Regions from separate parts of the Homo sapiens genome. Here region 2 is linked to region 1. A link is an interaction called in ENCODE POLR2A ChIA-PET data of the cell type or tissue named here. Cell type or tissue: Panc1. All regions are shown on one strand. Each heading gives the region's core, and the rest is flanking DNA. Links, peaks and the distances in the headings are about the cores only.

Evidence for each region. ChIA-PET counts read pairs that join two places held together with the same protein. Peaks named below come from ENCODE experiments on the same cell type or tissue, not always from the same donor. Only the 100,000 strongest peaks of a DNase experiment are listed, where the experiment ranks them.
Region 2: POLR2A ChIA-PET joins it to region 1 with 5 read pairs; 1 of 35 experiments calls an interaction of 5 or more read pairs at or near these places.

The regions. Positions count from the first base shown.
Region 1 is chr6:56,483,756-56,499,415 of GRCh38, reverse strand. DST (dystonin) reads left to right here. Exons shown (of 104, transcript NM_001374736.1): 81 at 1,363-1,560; 82 at 1,909-2,037; 83 at 5,236-5,406; 84 at 6,327-6,482; 85 at 6,983-7,189; 86 at 9,807-9,926; 87 at 12,143-12,312; 88 at 13,945-14,104. Among named protein-coding and RNA genes, the nearest start is that of COL21A1, 240 kb to the right of the region's middle. In Panc1, for the core only: no CTCF peak of the experiment used is centred there; a DNase peak (open chromatin) is centred at 8,185.
Region 2 is chr6:55,722,185-55,737,844 of GRCh38, reverse strand. No RefSeq gene overlaps it. Among named protein-coding and RNA genes, the nearest start is that of BMP5, 150 kb to the left of the region's middle. RefSeq lists an enhancer at 3,851-4,020. In Panc1, for the core only: no CTCF peak of the experiment used is centred there; no DNase peak of the experiment used is centred there.

The DNA.
Region 1 (15,660 bases), core at 7,076-9,575:
CCTACTCTTAACATACCAAAGTGAGTGCTTTCTATAAAGATAACTTCTTACTCAGTTGGTTTTGTTGGCTTTTAAAAACACTCCCTAACCAGATGCCTCAGAATATGAGTGAAAACAGTCAGAGAAACAGTGATGTCAGAGGGTTACTGATCTTCACTGAAAATCCACCCTGGTCTGAATTTCTTTCCAGATGTGTGATGTGTTACATAGGATGGGAGATAATGTTCTTTTTCTTTACTATTGCCAACACTGAGTCAATGAGTAAAGAGTAGGATCAACTTTTACCAACATTAGAGGGAGGTTTCTTCTGCTTTCCAAAAATGTAAGCATAGCCTCCTTGAAAGGAAACTATTAATATTACTAAGGCTATACTCATTCAGTAAAAGAAATTGATATTTTTAAACCTTAGGGTTGCTTTCTGCACTTACCCCATTTTAGTGCATTTAAGCGTTATTAACCTATTCATATATTTCCACTGTATAAAAGGAAGGCATTATTTGCTGGGTTCTGTAGTAAGCTTTTTATTATATATGTTTTCTACTTGAAGAACAACTGAATTTTGGAATACTGGGTTTAAGTATCTCTGACATAGAGTGTTAGTTTTAGGGCCTTCCAATATTTCAACTTAGCAGTCAATTCCAGGACCCCTCGTATGAGAGAAGATAAAGGAATATTCTGGAATTTTTTTTCTCTTTCAGAATGCTGATTGTAAAATATGGTACTGTATGCCTTAGACATGATAATTTTATATTTGAAAATGAATATATAGGAGTAAAATATATATTTTGGTTACTTGACATGAGAATTAAACTAAAATTGGCTTGAACCAAGTGAGAAATTTTAGAACCTTTTAATTATAATCTCTAGATATTTAGTGTCATCAATTGCAAGGTCATTCCAGTGGGAATAACTAGCAAACTGTTCTCACACAGTCATTTCAGGGGACATTGATAGAGTAAAGGTACATCCAGGAAGGTTGCAAATTTAGGGGAAAAGAAGTTCATCATTTAAAAACTTAATATTAGCCAGCCTGGGCAACATAGTGAGACTACATCTGTATAAAAAATAAAACAAAATTAGCCAACCATGGCAGTGTGTGCCTGTAGTCCCAGCTATTTGAGAGGCTGAAATGGGACGATTGCTTGAGCCCAGGTGTTGAGGTTGCAGTGAGCTCTAATAGAACCACTACACTGCAGCCTGGGCCACAGAGTAAGACCCCATCTCTTTAAAAAAAATTAAAATTCTACACATATAACGTTTTTGTTTGAGGATGTTTCATAACCAGAAAGGAAAACAATTGCATTAAAGATGATATTAACATGTTACAAACTAGCAAACATGGTGTTATCTTTATATTTTCAGGTGCTCCAAAATGATGTATTAGCCCATCAGTCCACAGTGGAAGCCGTTAATAAAGCAGGAAATGATCTAATTGAATCAAGTGCAGGAGAAGAAGCAAGCAACCTTCAGAACAAGCTAGAGGTTTTAAATCAACGCTGGCAAAATGTTTTGGAAAAAACAGAACAAAGGAAGCAGCAGCTGGATGGTGCCTTGCGCCAGGTGAGTAAGAGAATAAATTCTGAAAGTTTTTATAGCATTCAAGACCAAAATAGCATGGAATTCTTTTATTAGTTCACAGACTCCTGTTTAATTTTTATACCTTAAGGAGAGGAGTAAAAATAAGTGAAATAAAGAACAGAACAGCAGAAGAGAACACAGCTTTCTAGTTCTTAGCATAATACTCTTATCTACTAGAGCTCTCCTGATGAAGAAAGGCAAATCTAATGGTACCTGGCTGTTCTTAAGAATGCATAGAGAGGCTTAGCAGGCTGGGATTGTTTGAAGCTTATTTCCTGCTTGAAACTGACAGTGTTTATGGCCCCAACTTAAAACTGCCTATTACTTCAGGCCAAAGGGTTCCATGGCGAAATTGAGGATTTGCAGCAGTGGCTGACTGACACGGAGCGTCATCTGTTGGCATCTAAACCGCTGGGAGGTTTACCGGAAACAGCCAAGGAGCAGCTTAATGTCCATATGGTAAGCAAAGTATTTCCTACAGCTTTAGCCTCAGAATAACAAACTGACCATGTTATATGGGCCCTGGCGATACATAAATCGTGGGAGAAGGCTTTAAAGATATAGTTTATGGCAGAAATCACTGTGTATACATGTTAGAAACACACCATTTATTGATTAAAATTTTAAAGTCAGAACCCATTCTTTATTTCTTTCTTTTTTTAATTTTATTATTATTATACTTTAAGTTTTAGGGTACATGTGCACAATGTGCAGGTTAGTTACATATGTATACATGTGCCATGCTGGTGTCCTGCACCCATTAACTCGTCATTTAGCATTAGGTGTATCTCCTAATGCTATCTGTCCCCCCTCCCCTGACCCCACAACAGTCCCCAGAGTGTGATGTTCCCCTTCCTGTGTCCATGTGTTCTCATTGTTCAGTTCCCACCTATGAGTGAGAATATGCAGTGTTTGGGTTTTTGTTCTTGCGATAGTTTACTGAGAATGATGATTTCCAATTTCATCCATGTCCCTACAAAGGACATGAACTCATCATTTTTTATGGCTGCATAGTATTCCATGGTGTATATGTGCCACATTTTCTTAATCCAGTCTATCATTGTTGGACATTTGGGTTGGTTCCAAGTCTTTGCTATTGTGAACAGTGCCACAAAGGTTAGTGTGTCAGTATGTTTTAGAATTCTAGACACTTTTTAGACACAAACCTTCCCCCACAAAATAAGCCTGTATGGGTGGTGGTAATATAACACAGTGTAAATTATTAAATTATTGTGCCTTGAAGTGTAAAGAAAAACCTCCAAAATAATCAGAATGACTTAAAATTATTGTTATAAGCATGATTGTCTCATTTGGTTTCATGGAAGGTTAGAAAATATACTCTTGTTCCGTTAAAAAAAAAAAACTTCCTTGTTTGTTTTAATGGTGATAGAGCTTTATCTTCAACTTCATACTTACACCAAATACAGACACAAAGAGGAGGCTTCTGTTTAACTGTCCAGTCTGGAGTGTTGTACCTGTGCGCTGTTCCTACCTAGATCATGTGACACAGTTGGCTCCTAAGAAAGATGAGGAAAAAATGATGAGACTTGAAATGTGGGCTTTCTTTCATAGAAATGGGGACTGTGAAATTAAATTTAGGCTACTTTGGATTTATTGACATTTTAAATTCATATTCCATTGTAATTCAGCACTAGAAGTTCTGAGAGGAAACAGTGTTTCAGATTTTGAAAGAGTCCCCTAATTTTTTACTTTTGTGAATTTACATCAGAAATTTTTTAAAATATTCAAATACTGATGATTATTATCTTGGGAGATAAAAGTAGAAGTACTTAGAAATTTGGCAAAAGAAATAGATCAGTGTACATCAATATCTACACTCTTTAATAGAGATATAATGTTGTTGTAAGATCTTAATAAAACTGCTCTTATTTGGAAATAATTTTGAATTTAGTGATTTGAGGAGGGCGTAACCATCATGTAGATGTTGTAAAGAAATAAAACAGATTATGACAGTAGGTAGCATCATATTTATTTCACAATCACCATCAGTAGTTTAAGTAAGTCCTACTAATTCGGTGTAGAATTTTCTAGAAATCTTTATGGTATACTTATTGTTTTAGAAAGTTATGTATGTGGTTTTTGTTGTTGTCGTTATTGGTTTTTAGTGCCACAGGAGACCTATTTGTTTCACTGGAAAAGTAATAGACTAAACTTGTAAGTGCTTATCTTCCTTTTTGAAAAAAAACCTGAGAAACTTCCAGATAGCTCCTTACTTTCCTGGAAAGTACTTGCACAGCTTTGACAGTGTCCATTAATTATAAGTTTAATGAACTCATGAACAGATAGATGCTTGGGATTATTTTCTAATAATATAAATATTTTTAAAATGTTAACTTAGAAGAATATAAGAACTTGAAAGCAAAGAACCTACCTTTAAGAATACTTTACTTTTAGAAAATATTCCATTTCAGCGAACTGAGTTTGGGCGGGGTATTTAAAATGAATCTTTTGTAACCCTATATAATAAATCATAGAAATCTGTTTAAATAAGTTTAAATTTGTGATTTAAAGCATTCTAAAGAGTTGTTGATATTTGTAATATCATTTCAATAAAGTTCTTTTGATTTTGTTGTGCTAGAAATGAAGAAAAGTACAAAACTTACAATATTAGTTTCCTGAGTTTTTAGCTATATCTGAAAGTTTTGCTTTAGGATTTAAAGCTTTTAGTAGATGATATTGTAAATATATTTATATAGGGCTTTTTTTAAAGCTTAAGAAATAAATTTTTGAGGTGATGAAAATGTTCTGGAGTTAGTGGTGATTACAAAACCTTGTGAATATAATTTTAAAAACACTGAATTGTATACTTATAATAGTGTATTTTATATTATATGAGTTATATTGCAAGTTTTAAAACGTATAAAGTTGAAAATGTGAGACATAAAATATATAATCTTTCAGTGAGAACTATGATTTAACCCACATTATAGTTGAATAAATAAAATAGAACTAGTCTTAATTTTTTAAATGAGAAGTAACTGTTGTTTTGTTGGTCTTAAACTTTGAATTTGTTTAAGCAATATTTTATGTCCTGTATAGAAGATACATACAACATTCTAGTTAGAAGCTTTAGAAATGTTCTAAATGAGAATAATATTCATAGTACCACAAGTTTGATTCTTATAATTCTGAATAATCAACTTAAATATATTACTGTGCTGGTTATTTACTTTCTATCCATTGCATGTTTTCTGAGTGCAGAATTAAATCGTACCAATGAAATACTACATTCATTGTATCATAGTACAAGGAGGGATCTACGAGAGCCTCTCATTTTACAGAGGAAGGAATTGAGGCTCAGAGAGATGAAATTACTTGCCCAAACTCACAGAACTAATTAGTTACTGTACAGTGAAAGCTTTCTTGACAGCATTTAAACTGTTGCTTCAAATCTTAGCATGCCAGAATGGGCTGATAATGATAACACCATTTTTTAGATTTCCCAGTAGACAGGGTATGACTGTAGGTTTAATTGTTGTTTCAATGTAGTGAAAAGTATAAATGCGTCAAGGTTGCCCTGAGAGAGCAAACAGAGATGAATATATGATGAGGAGCTTGGGACTGATGACCTAGAAAAATAGAACTCTTAAATTTTACTTTCTTAAAGTGATATAACTTGAGGGTATCTCAATTTAGGAAGTCTGTGCTGCCTTTGAAGCTAAAGAAGAAACATATAAGAGTCTGATGCAGAAAGGCCAGCAGATGCTTGCAAGATGCCCAAAATCTGCAGAGACAAATATTGACCAAGACATAAATAACTTGAAAGAAAAATGGGAATCGGTGGAAACCAAACTCAATGAAAGGAAAGTATGTGCTTTGATTAATATAATAGAATCAGTGTTTTAGTTGTTTCATGTCTTGGACTTGGCCTTATTTCTGAGTAGAGCTATCAGGAGTAGAACTTTCAATGATTTATGTTTAAACATTTTTTGTATATATTTGGAGATTTCATGGGGTAGTTGAAAATAATATTCTGTTTTAACATGAGAACATATTTAAAGGGGTGGGATATATTCAAAAATAGATAAATATATAGATCAAATGTTACTTAGTTATATTTTTAAATGTTAAGAACTACTCAAATTCTGGGTCATTAAATAATTAATTCTATTTTAATCTAATTAAACAAAAGACTATATATATGGGTGAGGGAGAGAGGGAAAGCAAGAGAGTGAGATGATTGTGTATATTCTTTTAAGTACTTACATTTAAAAATTCATGAGAATGGATTAAAATGTATATTAAATTATGAATATGTCTTTGTTACTTTTTTAAAACCGCAAAACTGACAATCTAAGAAATCTCAATATTGCATGAAAAAAACAATAGGCAAGAAATACAAGATTATATGCCATCACTGATGGAGCATAAAGTATGTATTTCATAATATTTTGAGTCCCCAAATTAATTGTATGAATGTCAACTTTTCTTTTTACAGATTATATTTAGTAATTGTGTTCTTTGGTTAATTTCCAAAAAACATGCTTTAGCGTATATTAATTTTTTTTTAGTTACAGTGAGATGCTGCTTACTAGGCTTAAAGGGTTTTGGTTTGCCAGTATTTTAGTGAGGCCCATTACATTTATAAGATATTTAGTTAATATATTAATAGATATGCATAAATAAAGTGGGGATAGGAAAGGAATCTGCCAGAGAATATTTAAACTGAAACAAACAAAATAACCAAGGCCCTTAAACATCACATACTAAACAATCTGTCCTTGCAGACTAAACTGGAAGAGGCTCTCAACTTGGCAATGGAGTTCCACAATTCTCTCCAAGACTTCATCAACTGGCTTACTCAGGCTGAACAGACCCTAAATGTAGCTTCTCGGCCAAGTCTCATCTTGGACACAGTCTTATTTCAAATTGACGAACACAAGGTATGTAGTGAGTCAAATAGATAGGATTCTCTTTTCAGACACCAGGCTTTTTTTTTTTTTTTTGAGACTGAGTCTCACTCCTCTGTCGTCCAGGACTGTGGTGGTGTGATCTTGGCTTACTTCAACCTCTGCCTCCCGGTTCAAGCGATTCTTGTGCCTCAGCCTCCCCACAGGTAGCTAGGATTATAGGTGCCCACCAGCATGCCTGGCTAATTTTTGTATTTTTAGTAGAGATGGGGTTTCAGCATGTTTGCCAGGCTAGTCTTGAACTCCTGACCTCAAGTGATCCACCCACCTCAGCCTCCAAAAGTGCTGATCACAGGCGTGAGCCACTGCACCCGGCTGACAGCAGGCCTTTTTAAAGTCAAAAGCATGCATTTGGTATTTCGAAAGCTTTCGTTTGTCCTTTAAAATAATTTCAGGTTTATGACACCAGAAGCATTTTTAAGATTGATCTGATTTTCATTTGTTTCTACTTATTTCCTTTTTTTCTGGGAAAGGTTTTTGCCAATGAAGTAAATTCTCATCGTGAGCAGATAATAGAGCTGGACAAAACTGGAACCCACCTAAAATATTTTAGTCAGAAACAAGATGTTGTTCTAATCAAGAATCTACTTATCAGTGTACAAAGTCGATGGGAAAAAGTGGTTCAACGGTTGGTAGAGAGAGGAAGATCTTTGGATGATGCAAGGAAGAGAGCCAAGCAGGTAATAACCCTTTAGAAAAATTCTCTGAACTTGTCAATAAACCACTTCTTGCTGTTGAAATATATGTTATGGATGTACTTTTATCACAGGCTGTATTAGGCATAACAATCATGGCATGGTGCCATGGTGGTTCTTTCCTAAAAGGGCTGTGGCCTCAGTTTGGATGCTGACATCACTTTTTGACCTGGCAGCAATTTCAGCCCCTGGGGACTAATCTTAAGAAGACTGATTATAGCTTGACTTCATAGACAGGCTATTATCATTGAGGCCCAGAAAGAAGCTCAGAATTTTTTTTTATTGGGTTTGTTTTCTTTTTCTTTGTCCTTTTGACCTCTGTTCTCATAATCAGAGTGAGACATCATACTTCATTGTATTGCTACCTTTTGTTTAGTTCCTAAGCCAGACTTTCTTCACAAGCTATCAGTGCTGAGAGCCAGACATGTAGCCCTCCCGACAGCTTTCTGAAGGGGCATATTCTCTGTCTGAGTTGGTCGGCACTCCCCACCTCTTTGAACACTTGTTGACAGACCTTCATTTCTTCTCTAATATTTTGAGCAGATAATAGAGCTCCATCTCACTTTGAAATTAATTTTTTTGAATCTTTTGGGGCCACTTTAAAATTTTAATCTAGAGATTTTCACAAATTTCACAGAGAACTCTCCTCTCCTTACTCCCTTTACCTGTTGTTAACATTCCATTCTAGACTAAACACAAAGAGGTAAAGTTATGCATCTCTGTGTGTCTTTGTACTCCATGGAAGAGAGAGGTGTACCTACCTCGCTTGACAAATATATATATTTTTAAACATTTGATTTTTACTAGAAATTTAGTGTAATATTGTAGGAGGATTTTACAATTACTTTTTGCCTCAGTCAGCTGCAATTTTCTAGCCTTAGTGTTGTACCCCATTGTTTTGAGGAGTTAAGCTCAGTTGGGTGATGCAAAAAGATGTCACGGGAGTCAGGTGTTTCAATGTTTAATGCTAACAGTACAAATGTTTGAAGGCTTGAGAAATGACAAATTGCATTGTTATAGCATTACACACCATAGACCCCATTTTGAATGGGAGGTGTGAAATGTTCAGTGTTACAAATGAGTCACTGGGATATACTCCATCTCTAATGTTTCTTTAAGACAGTATTAATTCTCAGCCTGACAGTTTTCTCTCCACATTATGTGGTGCAATAACATGTGTAGTGCCGGCATTTCTTGAGTTATGAACATCAGTTTATAAATGTTTCTTGGATATCAGTAGCCAGTTGCTCATCTTTTTCCTCCTTTCTCGATTTAATCAATTTTATTTTCTCATTTTGTCTAATTAACTTTATAAATATTTGCTACTGTTTTTAGTGCAAATGTATAGCATTTCCTCTATTTATATGGCTTAAAAATAGTTTTGAAAGCAGAACCAGCCTCAGAACTTGTGCGTTTGTATCATTGACCTTACCATCCAACTGTTATAGCCTGTATTATTTGGAGTCAAACTACCTAACACCTTGACTAGCTGTTTCTACTATTTATTTCTTCTTCTTCTAATATCTCAGTTTTTGGCTCAGATATTGATCATACTTCTCTGACTTTCACAATTCATGTGTCTATTCTAGTTTCCATTTTTCCATGTTTTAATTGATTAAAGTTGTGAGAGGGATATGAAGGTTTGTAATGAGATGATCTCCAGAGAGCCCTTACAGTTTTGTGAGTCTGTGTCCTTACTCTGCTCTTATTGTTAAATATCTTGTTGTTATTTCATTATTCATGTGCTTTGGTATACAATAGATTTAATTTTGATTACTAAATTTTTTGTTAGGTATCTGTTCACTTAAGCTTATTGTGACAAATAATTTATAACCAATTTCACAATTGTATCAGAAAATAGTACCTGCTGGTTCTTGATGACAAACCGAAAAGAAACTGTGCTCAAAATCAAATATATATAGTACCAGAATGTTTGCAAGGTTATAGATGCCAAAGAGAATAACATTGTGTTAGAACCCAAATATTGTGGCTGCTCAGTCATATAAAACCAATATGTGAGGCACAGGCATTGATTTGAGGATATTGATAGCAGCAATAAAGATGTTGAACTATCTTTGCATTAAATAGGAATGCAATGGCCTCTTTTTTGTTTTTGCTACTTTAAAAAATCAATTTACAAGCTTTATACTTACCCCTCCCCATTTTTGTTCCTCTTTCTTAACATAGGGATTAAATTCCCTAGAAGTAAACCCAGATCTGTCAACAGACAGCAGTAAACAACAGCAACAACAAAAATACAAAACATTTTCTGAGAGTTTATGTTAATTATTGAACAAGAAGAAAGTATAAGGAAGAAGTTCTTTCTGTAGCTTCCTAACTTTTTTCTAGGCTCTTTTAGAGCTGATATGTTGAATGAATTAAAACAAAGTGACAGTGGGGCACAGCCACAAATGCTAAGCATTATCAAGACTTTTTTTGTAATTTGCTGATGAAAGCATTACTTTTTTCTTCTTCAGTGGAAATTTTGAAATAATAATTTTCAGGATTTTCATCACTATTAATCTCTGTCTTAAAACTGTGCTAGATCTCAAGTATAATATGCTTGAAAAATTTTCAGACAAAGGTGTGAATTTCTTTCTAGTTCCATGAAGCTTGGAGTAAACTTATGGAGTGGCTAGAAGAGTCAGAAAAGTCTTTGGATTCTGAACTGGAAATCGCAAATGATCCAGACAAAATAAAAACACAACTTGCACAACATAAGGTGGGTCCATAATTAAGAAGAGCATATTGTCTCATTATATAGTTCAAGATCACTTTAAAATCCTTACTTCATCACGTGTTTATTCATCACTAAAGAAAAAATGTAGGTCCAGTGTGAACCTGTATTAAATTTAAAAGCTATTGCTCTTCATGTTGCTTATGTTGCAATATCTTCACTCTTCAGTGACCATTTCACTAATGATTCCCAGGTTAATTGTTAAAAAGAAAAACATACAAAATAAAAATGGAAATCCTCTACAATCTAAAACATATAAAGGATTTGTAGTGGTTTTAAACATTGGCATTTCAGTTTTTCATGATAGCTGTCTTTTCCTGTACTTTCTTTGACAGACAAAATAGCACCTTGAAGGTAATTCTGTAGTAAAAAGTAATAGATATTTTGCGGTATGGATTCTTTTAAACAATAGAGTGAGAAAAATTGGATGCTTGTACCTAAATTGTAAATTAATATTTTATTGTGTTTGTGCACGTATAAAATTCCACCCAACCTCAAAGGTACCCAAAGACATGTTTATATAGACTAGAAAAGCATGTAGAAACATTGTTTTTTAAATATTTTCTACCTTTTCTATGCCTATCATATTTTATATCTTCCACATGACATTCAAAGAGCATTCCCTCCCACCCTCCCCAGCTCTTTTGAATTTGGATTTTTATGTAATTCTATTTATAAAGTTGACCCCACCAGCCATCAGGATGAGGATGTGGGTAAAAGGAGAGTGATTCTTGCAAAGGGTTTTACAATTTTAGGCACGTACATATAAATTATCGCTTGAAACATAATTTTTAAAGGCTGGAAAAATTGGGGTGATATAAAATTTGTCATCATCAGGAGGAAATCCTGGCCATCATCTTCACATAGGTTGGCTGCTTCCATCAGTGGGTCTAACCTTAGGAGGTCATGATTAGAGGGATGGGAGGAAACATATTGAGCATCTGTTCCCTGGCCAGATGAGGGCTAATGAATGGCTTGCTCTGCTGGCACCCTTTGCCTGTGAGCTGCCACATTCAATATTGGGAGCACAGTGACAGTGAACAGCACCTTCCTTCCTTCCCCTCTGATGGCGAAATGAGAGCTTCCTTCTCAAAACAGAATGCTTTATTTGAACTTGAATGTGGATGTTGTATCGTGTAGTCTTATGAAAGTATATTACATATTAAAGTTAGAGAGTCCTATAAATAAGAATATCTACCTTTTTAAAGTCTCTATTTGGCAACAGTGACCTGTATTCAACCATAACATTTTTTGTATATCTGCTTTGTGAAGAAAATCTCTGTCAATACCATGATTCTATAACACTGGCATTCTGTTTAGCATAATATGAAAAAAAATTTATGGATAACTGTAGAAATAATGTGATTGTAATTGTGTTGTCTATTACTTAGAAATTTCCAGATGTAGTTGCCTATTACCCATGACAAATTAAATAATTTAGTCATATTAAAACACTTTAAAGTATGTAGCTTTTAAAGGCCGTAAAAACTTCTTAGGTAATTATAACCTTGAGATTATTTTAGAAAAGTGTACATTTGCATAGCATTTTACTATCTAGGGTAATTTTAATTTGCTACAAGGATTGAGAATCACTGTATTAATGTTTCCATTATATTTTGTGAGTTTGTAAGCTTCCCATTAAGTTGACCTTTCTTTGTTCTCATTCCTGCTATTGTATATTCAGTAACAGTTATCTCATTCTTTCTACTCTTCCTATTGAATATTTATAAACATCTACTAGGTGTAAGATGATAATGAGAGGCCTACAAAGACAATGTCCCTGCTCTATAAAAGCTTATGATTGAGTTGTGTAGAAAGACTATACAGATGCTCCTCAACTTACGATGGGTTTTTATCCCCATAAACCCTCTGTAAGTTGAAAATACGGTAAATAAAAAATGCATTTAATACACCTAACATTAGCTTACAATAGGACAAGATCATCTAACCCAAAACCTGTTTCTATAATAAAGTGTTGAATATCTTAGGTACTTTATTGAATAGGTGACTGAAGTATGGTTTCTACTGAATCCCTATGGCTTTCGTACCATGGTAAAGTCAAAAAATCCTAAGTCAAGTCATTATAAGTCAGAAAGCATCTATAATTCATCTCCATTTATTAGGGATGCCTCTGTTAATGCCTCTTACCTGTTTATTAGTCCCAAGAAGAAATTCGCATTTTTTTCTTGTTAAATATTTAGGAGTTTCAGAAATCACTCGGAGCCAAGCATTCTGTCTACGACACCACCAACAGGACTGGACGTTCTCTGAAGGAGAAAACCTCCCTGGCTGATGACAACCTGAAACTGGATGACATGCTGAGTGAACTCAGAGACAAATGGGATACCATATGTGGAAAATCTGTGGAAAGGTAAAATGTTCTTTAAGACAGTTTGGTTACTCTGTAGACCTCTTTCAAATACACAGTAATGGTGCTTTGCGGGGACATTTCGGGAACCTTAAATATTTCCTTTGCCTGAGGAACTTCTGCTTGTCCTAAGTATCCCACACACATAGCACTTGCATTGAGAAGTCTTTGCTGTTCATTAATTTTTAACTACTCATTACAATAAAAAGTGATATCATTGTCCAAGCTTCTGCCATCTCAGACTTGACTACACCCACTGCTTCTGACTCGTCTTCCCATGTCCACTTTTATCACTTCTTTGACTTAATTTCTACATAACTACTGGATAGTCTTTTAAAAATGTAAATGGAATCTTGTCATTCCCCTCCTTCACACCCTTTGGTGACTTACTACTGGGCATGCATTGAAACACAGGCTTCTTAATGTGACGTGCAAGGTACCACTGATCTGGCCCCAGCATTTCTTTCCAACTCCATCTACCCCTTTCTGATCTCCCTCTTTCTCATTACATTTCCATGAAAACCCAAGACATATTTCAAAAATTTTAAGTATTTAATTGAGTACAATAGTAGTAGAGTTCAAATATATTGTACATGTTTCCAAATTTTCCCGCTGATCCTTAATCTTAATGATTTTTGTCAGTATCAAGATTAAATAGATTATATTCAGTTCTGGGGAACTCACAGTAAGTTTTTGTCATGTTAGTTTTGAAAAAATCCTTTTTTTTTTTTTTTTTTTTTTTTTGAGACGGAGTCTCGCTCTGTCACCCAGGCTGGAGTGCAGTGGCGGGATCTCGGCTCACTGCGAGCTCTGCCTCCCGGGTTCACGCCATTCTCCTGCCTCAGCCTCCCAAGCAGCTGGGACCACAGGCGTCCGCCACTACGCCCGGCTAATTTTTTGTATTTTTAGTAGAGACGGGGTTTCACCGTTTTAGCCGGGATGGTCTCGATCTCCTGACCTCGTGATCCGCCCGCCTCGGCCTCCCAAAGTGCTGGGATTACAGGCGTGAGCCACTGCGCCTGGCCCTTGAAAAAATCTTAAATTCCTCAGCCACAGCATGTTACATACCTTTTCCAGTGTTGTATGCATGGTTTTATTTACAAGATTTTTGAAAAGACAAAAAAATAAAGTCCTGACAAACGGATCAATGAATGCTAGGGGTTTGAAGGCGGGGGCAGGGCGTGTCTATAAAGAGACAGCACGAGGAAGATTTTTGGGATGGTTGAACTGTTCTGGATCTTGATTGTGGTGATGATTACGTGAATCTATACATGTGTTAAAATGTATAGAAGTGTATACCAAAAAATGTCAAGTTTACTGCCTGATAATCTAAAACAAAATTTTAAAAATATTTAAACAGTTTAAAAGGCTTATTTTTATGAAGAAACATGAAGGGTCCATGGTTTCCAAAGGTGGGAATTTTCCTGGAACAGATGCCATGTATTTAAGGAATAAGAAAGAAAGTTTAGAAAAGTTTTGTCTTTTTCCTAAGAAGAGCAAAGAAACAACAATGAATACCAACATACTGCTCTTCCCCTTGAGTACCACTCAACCTTCATCAATTAATTTTAGATGTTCAGATATATGAGTGACGTTTTTTGTTGCAAGGATCAATTTTTCTACCTTTTTCCCTAGACAAAACAAATTGGAGGAAGCCCTGTTATTTTCTGGACAATTCACAGATGCCCTACAGGCTCTCATTGATTGGTTATATAGAGTTGAACCCCAGCTGGCAGAAGACCAGCCTGTTCATGGAGACATTGATTTGGTGATGAATCTGATCGATAATCACAAGGTATTGTTATCTGGGACATTTTATTTTATCTTGTTTGATTATTCTGAGTGTACAGGAAATGTAAACCATTTAAATTAGCCTTTTAAAATCAGAAGACTATAGATCATACTACATAACAGTCTTTATTGTTGAAATATGTGTCCGTTTGAGCAGAACCTGGAAGCAAACTTTAAAAGTGATGGGGAAGTATTATTTAGTGTCAGTGAAATACTTTTGCTTTTAATTACCAGATCTAAAACCTTTTTAGAACTTGGAAAGTGATTTCATTCTCTGGTGCTTTAAAACAGATTTCAAGAATGTTTTACTATCTTTAGTTATGCACTTAAACAATTATGTAATAAAATTTAAAATCATTCATTCAGTGACCTGACACTAAGTCATTGCATAAGTATGTAGATTTGTGACATGACCCATGGTGGTCATGACCAACTGCTTTTAAAAATACCGAACCAAAACTGTTTTAACCTTGCCCCTTGAATTATAGCAGTTTATGAGTCAGCAGCTTATGCTATAAGGGATTTGATTATTATTTACTTCGAGAAAACTGGCTTCCTTGAAATCTCCTGATATGCATGTAAAACTGTCATGTCATGTAAATCAAAGGTAATATTCAAGGTGTCCAACTAAGTGTAAGGTCCAAAATAATGACCAAATGATATAAAGCAACTTAGCCTTGGAAACAATATGAAGCATAGTACTAATGTAGAATAGTTGTATTGGAGTTGACTTTATATAAAAATGTCTTACATCACTCTACTTAAATTCATCTTGTATTTCTTCTCTCTAGTATCTGAGTTCAGAAAACTTATTCCATTTATAATGTTCTCTTTATATTGGTTATGCTATTTTGATCTTACCATTCTTTTTAAAAGTCTTATTACATATTTATTTTTCCTTTTTTCTTTCTATTCTATCATTATACCCATAAGAGAGTTTGTTACACCTGAAAAGTGAAACAAACTAAATTAAAATAAAATAAAAGAATAAATAAAGAACATTGGTCAAGTCTACAAAAGTTAAAAATTTAAAAATCACATGGCTTTGCTTATATTGAAATAAATGTTTTGTGTATGGTTAATACAAACTTCTCTATTTCCTGGCATTTATTCAATGAGTAATGAATAGCGTAATGTTACTTTTTACATAAATGCCATTTCTGTAAACTCACTGTCTAAATATTTACTACTCTAGGTAATTGCCAGATCTTTTATATATTAAAGGTCATCAAGAATGAATTAATCATTTAGCATTAGTAATACAACTGGAAGGCTCAAGAAGTTCAAGTATGTAAAAATGCTTTGGAAAGTCTTCTGAAAACTATTGGACTAGTCCTATCATAAATGGGATATTTAGATACTGTACCATTTGCATGTGTGCTTGTGTGTGTGTGAATGTGTGTATTGGTGTATACGTGTGTGTTTGTGTCTTTCTGCAGGCACATCTCATTTTAACTGTTAGAGTTGAATCAGTCAAATAATCACTTTTGTGATAGGCTCACTTTTGTGAATGATCTGAGTATCAGAATAGAAACCTATAGATATGGCCAAATGGTAATA
Region 2 (15,660 bases), core at 7,846-10,345, 760 kb after region 1:
TTGATTTGCTTGGTAGATCTTCCTCCATCCCTTTATTTTGGGCCTATGTGTGTCTCTGCACGTGAGATGGGTTTCCTGAATACAGCACACTAATAGGTCTTGACTCTTTATCCAATTTGTCTGTCTGTGTCTTTTAAATGGAGCATTTAGCACATTTACATTTAAGGTTAATATTGTTATGTGTGAATTTGATCCTGTCGTTATGATGTTAGCTGGTTATTTTGCTCATTCGTTGATGCAGTTTCTTCCTAACCTTGATGGTCTTTATAATTTGGCATGTTTTTGCAGTGGCTGGTACCAGTTGTTCCTTTCCATGTTTTGTGCTTCCTTCAGGAGCTCTTGTAATGCAGGCCTGGTGGTGACAAAATCTCTCAGCATTTGCTTGTCTGTAAAGGATTTTATTTCTCCTTCACTTATGAAGCTTAGGTTGGCTGGATGTGAAATTCTGGGTTGAAAATTCTTTTCTTTAAGAACGTTGAATATTGGCCCCCACTCTCTTCTGGCTTGTAGAGTTTCTGCTGGGAGACCAGCTGTTAGTCTGATGGGCTTCCCTTTGTGGGTAACCTGACCTTTCTCTTTGGCTACCCTTACCATTTTTTCCTTCATTTCAACTTTGGTGAATCTGACGATTATGTGTCTTGGAGTTGCTCTTCTCGAGGAGTATCTTTGTGGCATTCTCTGTATTTCCTGAATCTGAATGTTGGCCTGCCTTGCTAGATTGGGGAAGTTCTCCTGGGTAATATCCTGCAGGGTGTTTTCCAACTTGGTTCCATTCTCCCCGTCACTTTCAGGTACACCAATCAGACATAGATTTGGTCTTTTCACTAGTCCCTTATTTCTTGGAGGCTTTGTTCATTTCTTTTTATTCTTTTTTTCTCTAAACTTCTCTTCCTGCTTCATTTCATTCATTTCATCTTCCATCACTGATACCCTTTCTTCCGGTTGATCGCATCGGCTACTGATGCTTGTGCATTCATCACGTAGTTCTCATGCTGTGGTTTTCAGCTCCATCAGGTCCTTTAGGGACTTCTCTGCATTGGTTATTCTAGTTAGCCATTCGTCTAATTTTTTTCAAGGTTTTTAACTTCTTTGCCATTGGTTCAAACTTACTACTTTAGCTTGGAGTAGTTTGATCTTCTGAAGCCTTCTTCTCTCAACTCATCAAAGTCATTCTCCATCCATCTTTGTTCTGTTGCTGGTGAGGAGCTGCATTCCTTTGGAGGAGGAGAGGCGCTCTGATTTTTAGAGTTTCCTGTTTTTCTGCTCTGTTTTTTCCCCATCTTTGTGGTTTTATCTACCTTTGGTCTTTGATGATGGTGATGTACAGATGGGTTTTTGGTGTGTATGTCCTTTCTGTTTGTTAGTTTTCCTTCTAACAGTCAGGACCCTCAGCTGCAGGTCTGTTGGAGTTTGCTGGAGGTCCACTCCAGACCCTGTTTGCCTGGGTATCAGCAGTGGTGGCTGCAGAACAGCAGATATTGGTGAACTGCAAATGCTGCTGCCTGATCGTTCCTCTGGAAGTTTTGTCTTAGAGGAGTACCTGGTCGTGTGAGATGTCAGTGTGCCCCTACTGGGGGGTGCCTCCCAGTTAGGCTGCTCAGGGGTCAGGGACCCACTTGAGGAGGCAGTCTGTCTTTTCTCAGATCTCAAGCTGCATGCTGGGAGAACCACTACTTTCTTCAAAGCTGTCAGACAGGGACATTTAAGTCTGCAGAGGTTACTGCTGCCTTTTGTTTGCCTATGCCCTGCCCCCAGAGGTGGAGCCTACAGAGGCAGGCAGGCCTCCTTGAGCTGTGGTGGGCTTCACGCAGTTTAAGCTTCCCGGCTGCTTTGTTTACCTACTCAAGCCTCGGCAATGGCAGGCACCCTTTCCCTAGCCTCTCTGCTGCCTTGAAGTTTGATCTCAGACTGCTCTGCTAGCAATGAGCGAGGCTCTGTGGATGTAGGACCCTCCGAGCCATGTGCGGGATATAATCTCCTGGTGTGCCATTTGTTAAGCCCTTTGGAAAAGCGCAGTATTAGGGTGGGAGTGACCTGATTTTCCAGGTGCCGTCTGTCACCCCTTTCTTTGACTAGGAAAGGGAATTCTCTGACCCCTTGTGCTTCCTGGGTGAGGCAATGCCTCGCCCTGCTTCAATTCATGCACGGTGCACTGCACCCACTGTCCTGCACCCACTGTCCGGCACTCCCCAGTGAGATGAACCTGGTACCCCAGTTGGAAATGCAGAAATCACCTGTATTCTGCATCGCTCACACTGGGAGCTGTAGACTGGAGCTGTTCCTATTCGGCCATCTTGGCTCCACCGACTGACACTTTGTTGATATAAGAAAGGCTCTCAATGTAAATATTACTATGCTCTCATTTCTCAGCAATGTTAGCTCTGGGCAAGCACAGAGATCAATGTATTTTACAGCTTATTTCTAGAATAAATATATGTTTATTTTTCCATAGGAATGAAACTCAAGATCTACTTTTAAGATGACAGTCCATATTACATTTATAATAAAAGAGGAAGAAACTAAAGTTAATTTTGCTGTTCATATCAAGTAAATTTCATTATGGTTGTCAAATCAGAAGTGATTATTATAATATTCTTTAAACCAACAACATTTACTTACAGTTGAAACTACTTTCACATTATCTCTTATTCTTTAATTTTGCAGAAAGTAAATGTATAGTCCTATATCATGTACTTTATCTTCCATGAGTACTTATGGCAATTAAGAACAACTAATGTGTTTCTGTTGAAAGTTCTCAAAATGTCACTTTGGGGGACCTAAAGATTAAATTATTTCCCAAAAATATTTTTAAAATTTCTTTTTAAGTAAATACTTAGTAAAGATCTTGGGGGAAAAAGGAGAGTTTATAATTTAATTACATGGTAGAAAAATCCTGAGACTTAGATATTGTCTCTTACTAGCTAATATATTTTGTTTTATAATTTGTGTACCTGTATACAACTATATATTCATATATACAGATATCTGTTTCTTACCTGTATAGTTGTATTATACAGTTATTTGACTGTTTGTTGGCTGTTTATGTTTTAAGTAACATAAGGTTATTTTTGACATGACTGATTATTTTTTGGGTGAGAGATATAAGATTAAAACTTCATTTACAAACTCAAAACACTTATAACTGGAAATTTTTCTGGAAGAGTATACTATAGTGAAAGAAATCCATTAGGAAAGTATTCACTTGGTGACATCCTTCAAGGGCTGGTCCTGGAAAATATGTAGAATAGAAAGACTATGTCCCTCTTTGTCTGCCCCTAGCCCTCTTGCTAAGATAATAATTTTTTCTTAGAACAGCATACCAATTCAGATTCCTTCCCTCTCAGGTAATTGGAAGTCTCATATTTCTTGCTAGTCCAGTTTAGGAATGTCTGCATGGGTCTCTGAGGCCAGAAATTCCTTTTGTCTCTTCTCTATTATCCTTAAAAAACCAAATACCATGTATCACTAGGTGTCATTCTTGATTGGTTCTGCTCTCAGTATGTTTATGTCTGGGAAGTTGTAAGGGTGAGATCATTAATTCAGTGTTTCATCTTACCTCAAGTAATAGATTTCAGTGTCAATAAAATGAAGACTAAATATGAAGTTACAAACTTCAGATACAAATTGAAACTGATACATTTGATAACAGGAAATTTGGAAACTATTCAGTGGAGAAGAGATTTTGTACAGTTGGGTAATATGGAGATACAAATGGGGTCAGTTACTGGACTTTTCTTGGCCAAGACTTGATCCTGAAGGATTTACTTTCTGTAATATTGAGTTTGAACCCCTAGCTATGTTCTTCCTTATAAAAGTCCAACCAATGGCATTGTGTCTGTAGCTCCATGGCAAAAACAACATTAGCTGCTACAAAAAACAAAACAAAACAAAAAAACCAACAAACTTCTGAAACAGGAGCAGCAATGATAAACTAATAAACTATTGATAATTGGCTAAAAGTTCTGTATGCCACATAAAACCAATGAAAAGTGAGTTAATAAGTGCCATAGGCCTGGCACAATGGCTCATGCCTGTAATCCCAGCACTTTGGGAGGCCTAGGCAGGCAGATCATCTGAGGTCAGGAGTTCGAGTCCAGCTTGGCCAACGTGGTGAAACCCCATCTCTACTAAAAAATACAAAAATTAGCCGGGCATGGTGGCATACGTCTGTAATCCTAGCTACTTGGGAGGCTGAAGCAGGAGAATTGCTTGAACCTGGGAGGCGGAGGTTGCAGTGAGCTGAGATCACGCCACTGCACTCCAGCCTGGGTGACAGAGTGAGACTCCCTGTGAAAACAAAAACAAAAACAAAAACAAAAACAAAAACAAATAAATGCCATAGCAGTTTTTTTTGTTAGCAGAGGAAGAATACTACAAATCCTTAAGAGAAGTATTTCAAAAGCAATAGAGAAAGACCTATAAAATATTGGTCATTGGATTATATTAATCGTTTCAATTAGTCTTGAATGTTGATGAGGATCTTTTAAAAATCATATATTAACATTTTAAAATTTTGACTGAAGTAATTTTGGCTTACGAAAAGGGTCAATCTAGTTGAATCATGATTGCTGTCTTCTAGATTTCAGCAACTAAATTGACAAACCAGAGACATAGAGCCAATTTATCAGCATTCTGTTAGGCTGCTAAAACTTCCATTTTACCACAAAATCTGTGGATACAATTTCAAACCTAGGAAAATTAAGCATAAATATCTTAAAGATTTAAATTTGAGTATCTTCGGGGGAAATTCTTACAAAGAAATATAACTTAATTACTCAATTACCATAAATAGATACAACTTGATTGTGTTATTTAATTATAATATAAGTTAGAATAGTTTCTAGGATAGCAAAATAGTTTTATTTTGTCAATGGAATCTTATTTTCAAACCAACAATTCCAAATCTAAGATTATATAAAGTGTCAATATGAAAATTAAATTTCAAGCTCATTTCTTATACCAATGAGAGTCTTGAATTCTCATTACACAATTGTCTGAATTTTATATTAATATGAGTAAAATGAAAGATAGGTGAAATAATAAACAGCTGGTTAAATGTTTATGTATTTAACTACCACATTGATCTGATTACTTTTTTTATGGTGAAGATGATATGTAATCTAGTTTCTCAAACAAAAACTGAAGGAAACATCTTTGTAAAATCAGGAAGAGTGTGTCGGTAGGAAGAAATCTGTGAGTTAGATTGGGCATTTTGTCGGTCCTAAATTTTCAAGATAACTATTTAATCAACCATAGCACCTGTTGAACCTGCTTATCTCTAATAATCTAATTGCAAGAATTACGTTATTATAAGACTTATAATGAAATCAAAGAACTCAAATAATATATTTAATATCTTATGTTTACAAAGATATATGTATATTTTATATTTAGGTTCTTATAAGTGTCCTACACTATGAGACTATAAGCTATCTGAAGGCAAAGATTGTTTGTGAATACGCACAGTACTATTTTTCTTTATTTCTAGCATCCGGACAGGTGCCAACATTTTATAGACATAATCAAATTATAAACGCATTAGTAGGCAAAAGGATGCATTAGTTAAATAACTTCATTTAGGTTGTTTCATTTATTAGGTTAAGGGCAGAGATTCAGACATCAAAATGGGTGTTATTGGAATTTTGCCTTGAGCTTAATACTTAGTATTTAAATGAGTATCTTTTTTTGTTAACTTTTCAAATCCAGAATTAATTATCCATCTCTTAGCCTTTGATTTTTTAATACCATTTATACTGTTTTCTGGCACCAGACTCACAATAGCCCAGATATTTTCCTCTCTAGGACACTGTATTACTCACGACCTTTGATTATATCTTTAATCAGGTGTCATCACTTCATGGTATAAGCTGTTTGATTCCCACCTTGGAAAAAGACTTTTGCTGCCTTCTACTTCATTTCATTTCTCTGAAGAATGATTTCCCACCCCACATTTTCTTTGTTGTTCATATTTTATGGTGCAAGGAATAGAAATGGATTGTATTTTAGTCAAGATAAAACTCTTTTGGATAGAAAACTGGAAAGTAGGGTTATAGAGAATCAGTTGGTTGCTGGAGATCTAGGCTTGGAAATGGACATTTAGAGATGCATCGCCTCTCTATGATTCTGAATATATAATAGCTGAGTATCTAAAAGGAAGATTAGGTGAAGAGAGGCCTAGCGAATAATGTCACTGCTCATTTCAGAGCTCTGAATCCCTTTTGACAATCGTGTGCTCTCCCAACTTCAGGTGGAGAGCCAGAAATACCTGGGAATTTAACTATAACCAGAAAATATATAGGTGTGTCAGTATTAAAGTCTGAACCCCTTGTCATCAGTGGGACAACTCTGAGGCAGTACTTACACCATAGGACTCTCGTGCGGGATCAGGTCAAAGATGTTCTCCCATGGACTTTGCCTGAGAAGTCCAAAATTAGTTCCTTTGGGCTAAAATCAAAGTGTTGATAGTGCTGGATTCCTTTTGAAGGTTCTCAGAAAGAATCACATCCTTGCCATCCTTGCCTTCCATCTTCTAGAAGCCATATGCTTTCTGTGTTGTGGCTCTTTGCTTCATCTTCAAGGCCAGCAACATAGTATCTTCAACTCTTTCTCAGTCTCTGATACTCCTGCTTCCTTCTTTCACTTTTAAGGGCCCTTGTGATTAAATTTGGGCTACCTGGCTAATCCAGGATTATCTCACTATCTCAAGATCTTTAATTTATTCACAGCTGTAAGGTACATTTTGCCATGTAAGGTAATGTATTTACAAGTTCCAGAGATTAGGACTTGGACGTCTTTTGGTGTGGCAGTTTTCTGCCTTTCAGACTTGGCATTTTTCCTCCTCCTCCCCCATCCTGCTCCCTGTATTCCCATACCATTTCCCTAGGAGCATTTGTCAATAAATCACTTGCAGAAGACATGCTCAAGATGTGCTACCAGGGAACATGATCTAATACAGGGGGGCTAACAATGAAAAAGTGACAAACATCTATGAAAGTTGGGATGTATGATTGATTCAGGGTAGCTTCTGGTTTCCATGTTTATTTCTCCTCTTGCACACTGTTTCATCAAAATGGTTAGGATCAGCATTTTAAAATACAATAATGGTGTTGGGAAACAGAAAAAAGTGCTACCAGTGGACCAGAAAGTTTTAACAAACCCTGGAAACCAAAAAGTAGGTGGAATGGGATTAATGGAGAAAACAGAGCAGAAGAATTCAAGCCAAGATTCCAGAAGTGAGAGCAATCAATCCTGATGGAGCCCATGAGAAATTCTAAACTCAATGACATCAACACAAAGAATAGGAGAGGGTCCTGGGAATCATCATGGAAATTAATTAATTAAACAACTGCTTTATTAATAGCTGGGCCTAGAGAGACCTTTTCCTTTCTCCTCCTCTGGAATATATGCAGATGATATGGCTGACAGCAGTAGTATTTGCCTCCAAGCTAGAACCTAACACTTGTCTGGAGAGGTATTCTAGAATGAGTTTTGGCCTGAGAGAGAAGTAGAGAAGGATGTGGTGGGGTCGGGGGAGGGGGGAGGGATAGCATTGGGAGATATACCTAATGCTAGATGACACATTAGTGGGTGCAGTGCACCAGCATGGCACATGTATACATATGTAACTAACCTGCACAATGTGCACATGTACCCTAAAACTTAGAGTATAATAATAAAAAAAAAAAATTCACACAGCTGTACAAACAAATAATGACTGAAAAAAAAAAAAAAAAAAAGAAATAGCTCCAGACATTTACTTCAGACACCAAGAAAATATCAAGTAAAAGAAGAAAACAAAAATTTCATCTAGTAGTGAAATACAGTAAAATACTTTATCTCCAGAGTAAAACTCTTCTTAATTTGATAATTGAAGGGATCTCTAGCCTACCTGCTCCATACCTAAGCACCCTACAGTGGTATTGATTTGTTGACATGACCCTGCTCTCTAAGAGAAATCAGTGGTTGGCCCTCTCATTTAAAGGAGAAGCTCTTGGGAAAATAGGTAAACACAACCAGAGAGAAAATTCTATGACTCAACTTTGTACATGTTGAGAACTAGGAGCTAAGATCAACACATATTTGGGGGAAGAAAAACCACAAAATAAAAGAAAGAAGAAAATATATCCATCAAATCCAGAGGAATCAAAAGTGATATATGGAATAATGAGAATTTTTCATATTTCTAATAGTTATATTCCAGGGCTTCCCAACGTTGCCACTGTTGACTTTCAGGGCCAGATAATTCTTTTTTACAGGGGGCTGTCCTAGGAATTAATTATTAGCTATTTAGTAGCTTTCGTGGCCTCAACCCACCAGATAACAGTAGCAACCCTCACAATTGTGACGAGCAAAAATGTCTCCAGATGTTGCCAAATATCTTGGGATTGGGGGGAATTCTCTTAAGAAACACAGGGTATTTTTACAGAGATTTGAGATATCAATAAATTAAAAACAACTTGTTCCTAAAAATAAACGATTAGATATCAAGACAAAAATGACAAATATTATCTCCAACAATGAGACAAAACAAATGAATAAACTAAATAATACAATGGGTTAGGCTAAAAAACCAAGCTAGTGATCTACAACATAAACACAAAGAACTCCCCAAATGCAAAGCTAAAGACAGATATTAAAGCATGAGAGAAAGTAAAAGAGAAATGATAGATCTTGGAGATCATTTTATAAAATATCCAGAAGCAGAGAAAAGAGATGGTAGAAATCAATCAAGTATACATATATATATATTTTTCCAAGCTGCCGTAAGACATAGTTCTTCAAATTGAAAGGACTCCCAATTGCCAAAAGGGATAGACTAAGAGATACCTACATCTAAATGCTTTTAGGTGAAAAATTAAAATCTACCGAAAAGAAAAAAATTTCCAACACCCATTAGAGATCAAGAAATAGCTTACATACAAAGAAATTAAGATCAATTAATGACTAATAGAGGACATGAGAAAAAATACAATGTCTTCAATTAAAAACATATTTTAAACTTAAATTTTCATATCAAGCCACTCTATCAAGAAAGCAAGAGTATAAAATAAAAACATTTAAAAGTATATAACCCAGAATATTTCCACTCATTTATTCCTAATAAAAAAGTTACATAAGAAAAGTAAATTCCTTAAGTAATTTAATTTCTAAAAAAATTTACTTAAAAAAAGTAAGGACAGTAAGGAAGAAAAATGGAAAATAAAAAAGGGCCATAAAAAGAGGAAGTCTTCAGGTACAAGAAGAATGATAGCTGATTACAACTATAAAAATATTAGCAGAGAATTTACCAGACCTTTGTGTTTGAGACATTCATTTTTGGGTTTCAGGAACTTAGTGACAAGCATGCATTTCCTCCCCTAGGTACTTAGTCTCATTTCTTTATTCTTTATTACGTTGCATTCATTAATATATAACCATAATAAACTAAATTCTATTTTTATTTTAAAATATTTAAAATCATTCAACAAATTAAAATTGAACTTCTGACAGAATGCTGAGTCAATAAAACTTAAGAATATAAAATACAGCTGTAGCTGTTCCAGTTACCTGTTGCTGACCCAAAGCCTGATAACTTAAAACAACAATAATCATGTTATTGTCTCTCATGTTTCTGGGTTGACCAGGTTCTGCTAGGTGTTCTCAAGCTGGGTCTCTCGTCATTACAGCCAGATGATGATGGGGACAATAATCATCTCCAAAGCTTTCTTGTGAGTCTGGTGCTGGATCTGGCTGTCAGGAGGAACCTCAACTAGGTCTATTGGCTAGAACACCTAAACATAGCCTATACTTGTGATCTGGGTTTCCTCAGAGCATGCTGGCTGTATTCCAAGAATAAGCATCCCCAGAGAACCAGGAGAAAGCTGGTTGTCTTATATGACCTACCCTTGGAAGTCAAGTAGCAACACCTCTACTGTTTTCACAAGTCTGTGAGAGTCAAGGTGAGGGAAAAAACATCCCACATCTTGATGAGTGGAAAGTCAGCATCATGCTGTAAGATGAGAGGTGGGAGATCTTAATGAGGCTATCTTGGAAAATACAATCTGCCACAGTCACCAATATGAAGTATGTGAGTAAGTGGAGAAATGCGGTTTTGGTAAATTTCTCATCTTTTATAGTAGCTAAGCAATAGGTACATTCTACATCAAAATAGAGAAGTAAAAGAATATTTTTGGAAGTCATAAGTCTAGCATTGGAAGATGTAATAATAGGCAAGATTTACCAGTCCTGAAGTTAGAGAATTTGGTAGTGGAGTTATTTTTTAAAAAAGCTCTGTGCCAGTATTACTCTGTAAGAATGTCATATGAACTTTTACTTAGATATATAATAGAATATATTAATAACAAATTATGTGAACTTTTATTAATATAATACAATTTTGTAAAACAAAGCCAAAAAGTATAAGTTCAAGTATTCAACAATTGAGGTTATTTATTTCATCTCAAAAAACATATATTCACTGGGCAGCAACTGATTACATGACATTATATTAAAGTCAAGTCAAGTGATTTTAGGTATAGACAGCTGGAAGTGAAAGTTAACATTTATTTGGCCTAATTTCTGAGTTTTTCAATGGGAGACTATCTAAGAGGAGTTACAAAACAGATGCCTGCTTTGCCAGCTTCACACAATTTTTTTGGTCATAAAACAATTGCAGGCAGAATTCTAAAGATGTCCCCACAAGAGTCCCATCCTGGGTTACTTAATCACACTCTAATGTAGATATTGTTGTTAAGATGGAATTCTGCTTGCTAGTCAGGTGACTTTAAAATAGAGAGATTATCATGGAATATCTGAGTACACCCGAAGCAATCACATCGATATGGTTTGGCTGTGTCCCCACCCAAATCTCATCTTGAATTGTAGCTTCCATAGTTTCTACATATAGTGGGAGGGACCAAGTGGGAGGTAGCTGAATCATGGGAGTGGGTCTGTCCCATGCTGTTCTCATGATAGTGAATAAGTCTCAGAAAATCTGATGGTTTTATAAAAAGGAGTTCTGCTGCACAAGCTCTCTTTCCTGCCACCGTGTAAGACGTGCCTTCCTCTTTCACCTTCTGCCATGATTGTGAGGCCTCCCCAGCCATGTGACACTCTGAGTCCATTAAACCTCTTTTTCTTCATAAATTACCCAGTCTCAACTATGTCTTTATTAGCATCATGAGAACAGACTAATACACACATGAACTCTTAAAAGCAGGAAATGAAAATAGCAGAGCCAGACAGAGATGCAGCAGAAAAGGAAGGCTGGAGACTTGAGGCAGGAGAGGAGACTGAACTGTGAAAAATGGAGGAAGAGGGGCACAAGCCAGAAAATGTGGGCAGCCACTAGTAACTGAGAACAACCGTCAGCCAACAATCAGCAAGACATAAGAACTTCAGTTCTACAACCACAAGGAAATGTATTCTGCCAACAACCTGAATGAATCTGGAAGCAGATTATTTCCTAGAGCCTCCTGGTAAAAGCCTATCCTGCTGGCACTTTGACTGCAGCCTTGTAAAACTCAGAGAAACCAGTTGGGCCAACTTAGACTTCTGATTTATGAACTTAGAGATAAGCATTTTGTGTTGTTTTAAGCCAGAGTTTGTGGTTATTTATTATGGCAACAATAGAAAACTTATACAAATACTAAAACCAAAATCAAGGTCTTCTGACACCTTGTTTTGTTCTCCTTTAAATGGACAAAAGCTAAAAGAGATTGTTTTCTTCTCTCAAATTGTTTATAAGTTAATTTGCTTGGGGAAAAAATGTGCCCTGAAAAGAAAATATCAAAGGCAATCCAAAGTGGCAGTCCTTTATTTGACAGATGTTCTATAGGCCACCCTCAATAAATTTCTTAACACCAGCCTCAGACAATAGTTTGCATATTAGATGACTGTTCAGAAGCCTTCCCTGCTTTGCAGCCATATAATTTTCCCTGCCAGTTTCTATGCCTCTACTTTCTGATATGTTTTCTGGACTCCTGATTTGGACTTATCTCTAAAGCTCACTAAACTCTGTTTCTAGCTCAATTCTTGATTCCTTAAACTTCTCTTATTTCAGTAGCCCCCACATCTTTTGGTAAACACTTGTTCTATCTGCCTATTCTCTGGAATTCACTGAATGACCCACTCCCCTTCCCAATTGTGACTATTTGGCCCAAGCACCAAGTTTGATTAAAACTTCATTTTTAGCAATTATGGCTGACATTCTTAAAAGCAAGAAAAGGCTAGATTATAGAATTAAATTTTAAGTCAATAGAATATTTCTCAGACAAGTTAACATTTTCCTTTGTGAAACTGGCATTTTTTAAACAAGGGTCACACTATATAGACTGCAGGTACTGCAGTATATATGCTTCAGTGCATTCTATTTTGGCATGATTTATAGTCATGTCTACATATTAGTACTGTGACTGTGCATGTAAATGTGTAGAAATGAATGTGTGATTTCAAGTCATCAGTCTTTCAAATTTAAAAATATAAAACTAATTTGTTTGACTTAAGCAAAAATATGTAAATTGTTGAAAATTCACACAATGACAGTGCTGTATATATAGAAATAGGAAGCAGCTATGGATTTTATTGAAAACCAGAGTAAGCGCCATTAATAAATACTTCAAAAAAGCTAACAAACTCAAGTATTAAAATAAACATGCAAGACTCCACTATGTATGGAAAGAACGTTGCATCTTCCAGCTTTTATAAACAACTTCATCCCTTCCTCTCACTACTCATAAGCTTTTCTTTGTTAAATATCCTTCTCAGTTCCAGTCTATATTTATATTAATAATACGTATGTGTTATTAATAACATTTGCACAGGAAAGAGAACTCCATGCAAAGAAGTTTCTAAAAAGCAAAAGTATGTGTTCCAAAAGTCTGTACAAAGTTAGTTTTCTCTTTCTTGTCCCATCTTTCTTTTTTTCTCCTTCTTTTTCTTCTATGACAGAAAATCCCTTAGAGATATTTGGTTCAAGGGTAAAAATTAGCCCAGTACTTTCTCCTAAATCTTGGTGATTTCACAGTCTTTCATATGGTACACGTGTACTGACTTTAGACAATTTAATCATGTAAAAGGGTAGAAAATGTTATGCTTCCTCATTATTAAGATACATTCCCCTTAATTCTGATGCTTCTTTGGAAGAAAGTAGACTTTTATCCTTTGACCTCTTCTCCAAAAGAACACAATAATATATATAGGATATTGAAAATTACTTCCTTCTTTCATTAGTGTTGAAGATTTCTACAAATGTAAAGAGTAAGAGTTTGCAGAATGTATATTAATACACTAGGACTGGATCCCAATCAGCAGTATAAAGAGCTTCAAAGCCTTATGGGTCAGATTCTTGTGTTTTTATGTTTATTCCAGCCCTTTTGCCTTGTAAATCACATGTTTGAGATTGAATAAAACAAGTCATTTTTTTCCATGTGAAAAAACATTCATCAAATAGCATTTTCTGATACTAAAAAAAAAAGCGAAACACTATGCTGGTTTACTATCCACACAGATATTCTAAAACTAATCTTTCAGTGGTATTAACTCATTTTAGTTATATAGGTAACTAATACTTTTTGAAAGAATGAATAAAGATGATCTAAATTTGCAATTTTTTCTTTTCTTTTTTTTTTTTTTTGAGATGGAGTCTCGCTCTGTTGCCCAGGCTGGAGTGCAGTGGCGCGATCTGGGCTCACTTAAAGCTCCGCCTCCGGGGTTCACGCCATTCTCCTGCCTCAGCCTCCTGAGTAGCTGGGACTACAGGTGCCATCCACCACACCCGGCTAATTTTTTTTTTTTTTTTTGTATTTTTAGTAGAGACGGGGTTTCACCGTGTTAGCCAGGATGGTCTTGATCTCCTGACCTCGTGATCTGCCCGACTCAGCCTCCCAAAGTGCTGGGATTACAGGCATGAGCCACCGCGCAGGCCTATATTTGCAATTTTTAGCATTTCAATTGTCTAAAAGATATTTCTTTTAAATAGTCTCTTTTAGTTAATAAAATATGTAATCCTAAGAGTATCTCAAACGTTTAACATGTTCATTACTAAATTCATTTAGAAGCACTCCTACCATGGCAGCTATTTGAAGGAATGAAACTGATATTTAAATGTCAATTTTTATTTTGGAATCAATCTTATCGACTAAAATTACTTTCATATGCTCAATAAAGTCCTTTTGCGAAACTTCAGCAGTAACAATTTATACCATTTAAGAATTTCTTTAAGAAGAATAGACTAAGAATTAAAATCTAAATTTGAAGAATAAAATTGGTGATCAAATTCATAATGCTCTTTGATGCCCAAAATTAATAGATGAGAATGATTTCCTTTTGTGATTGGTGAACTTTCCTCAGAGATATTTAACATCATGGTTTTAAATATGGCAATTCTGATGGCTAACACTATGGAGGGCAGCATAAATTTGTTGTGCTGAATTTATGAGTTCTGTTGATTTAGTTAATTTAAAGCTTAATTTTTTCATTTTCATATGATAGTCATTCTTAGACAAAGTCATATCTTTCTCCTTTAAAAATGTACATGGAATAAAATTTATCTCTCAATTTACAACATATGTTTTTAATATAAACAAAAGACACGGTTCTACATGGATAAATAATTTAACTATTTAGAATTCATTTCCTTTCCTTTAGCTGCAGCATGGCCCCCTGAATAACATAAGTATAATTATAGTTCTCCCCCTTAATTACTTTCTCTGCATGCACATTGAACAATATAAATGTTGAAATGTAGCATTTTTGCATTTCCCAGAGTATTATTACATAGAAAAACCACTTCCACAGGACATTAATGTGTGTTCCAGGAAAAAAAAAAAGAGATTTGCAATATTTATTTGAAAAATACTGAATTAAGAAATTTAAACAGGTTTATTTATGGTAGGAATTCTGACTATTGTGCATTTTTGATTTTCAGAAGGGAAGTGTAATATTTATTACGTACCAAACAAGATTATTTGACAATGGAACTCTTTTACCTAGAGACTATCAAGATAGTACTGTTCTTCTGAATTTTTTTTATGAAACACTGACTTAAGGAATGCTGAAGGTATGCCTATTTTATTTATTCAGAAATAATTCTTGAATCATCTCTTACAAGTTTAAATAAGACAAAGTCTGTCCTCAAATAATTTGCAATTCATAAATGAATTCAAACGCAAATGACAACAACTGGCTACGTACAATTACAATTCATTATGGTAAAAGTAATAAGAATAATTAAAAATCTAATGAAACATACAAGAAGGAGGGAGAAAAGCAAAGAAAAAAAGACTGAATCTGGCTGAGGAAAAGGGGAAAATTCCTCCAGTAGTTGGTGCATCTGCTGACTGACTTTCTTTTTTTTTTTCTTTTTTGACAGAGTCTCAATCTGCTGCCCAGGCTGGAGTGCAGTGGCGCTATCTCAGCAACCTCCGCCTCCCAGCTCCCAGGTTCAAGTGATTCTCCTGCCTCAGCCTCCCGAGCAGCTGGGATCACAGACGTGCATCGCCATGTTCAGCTAATTTTTGTATTTTTAGTAGAGACAGTGTTTCATCATGTTGGCCAGGCTGGTCTCGAACTCCCGACCTCAGGTGATCCACCCACCTCAGCCTCCTAAAGTGCTGGGATTACAGGTGTGAGCCACTGCCGCTGACTTTCAAAGTATTTTCCAGAAGAAATAGGGAAGACATT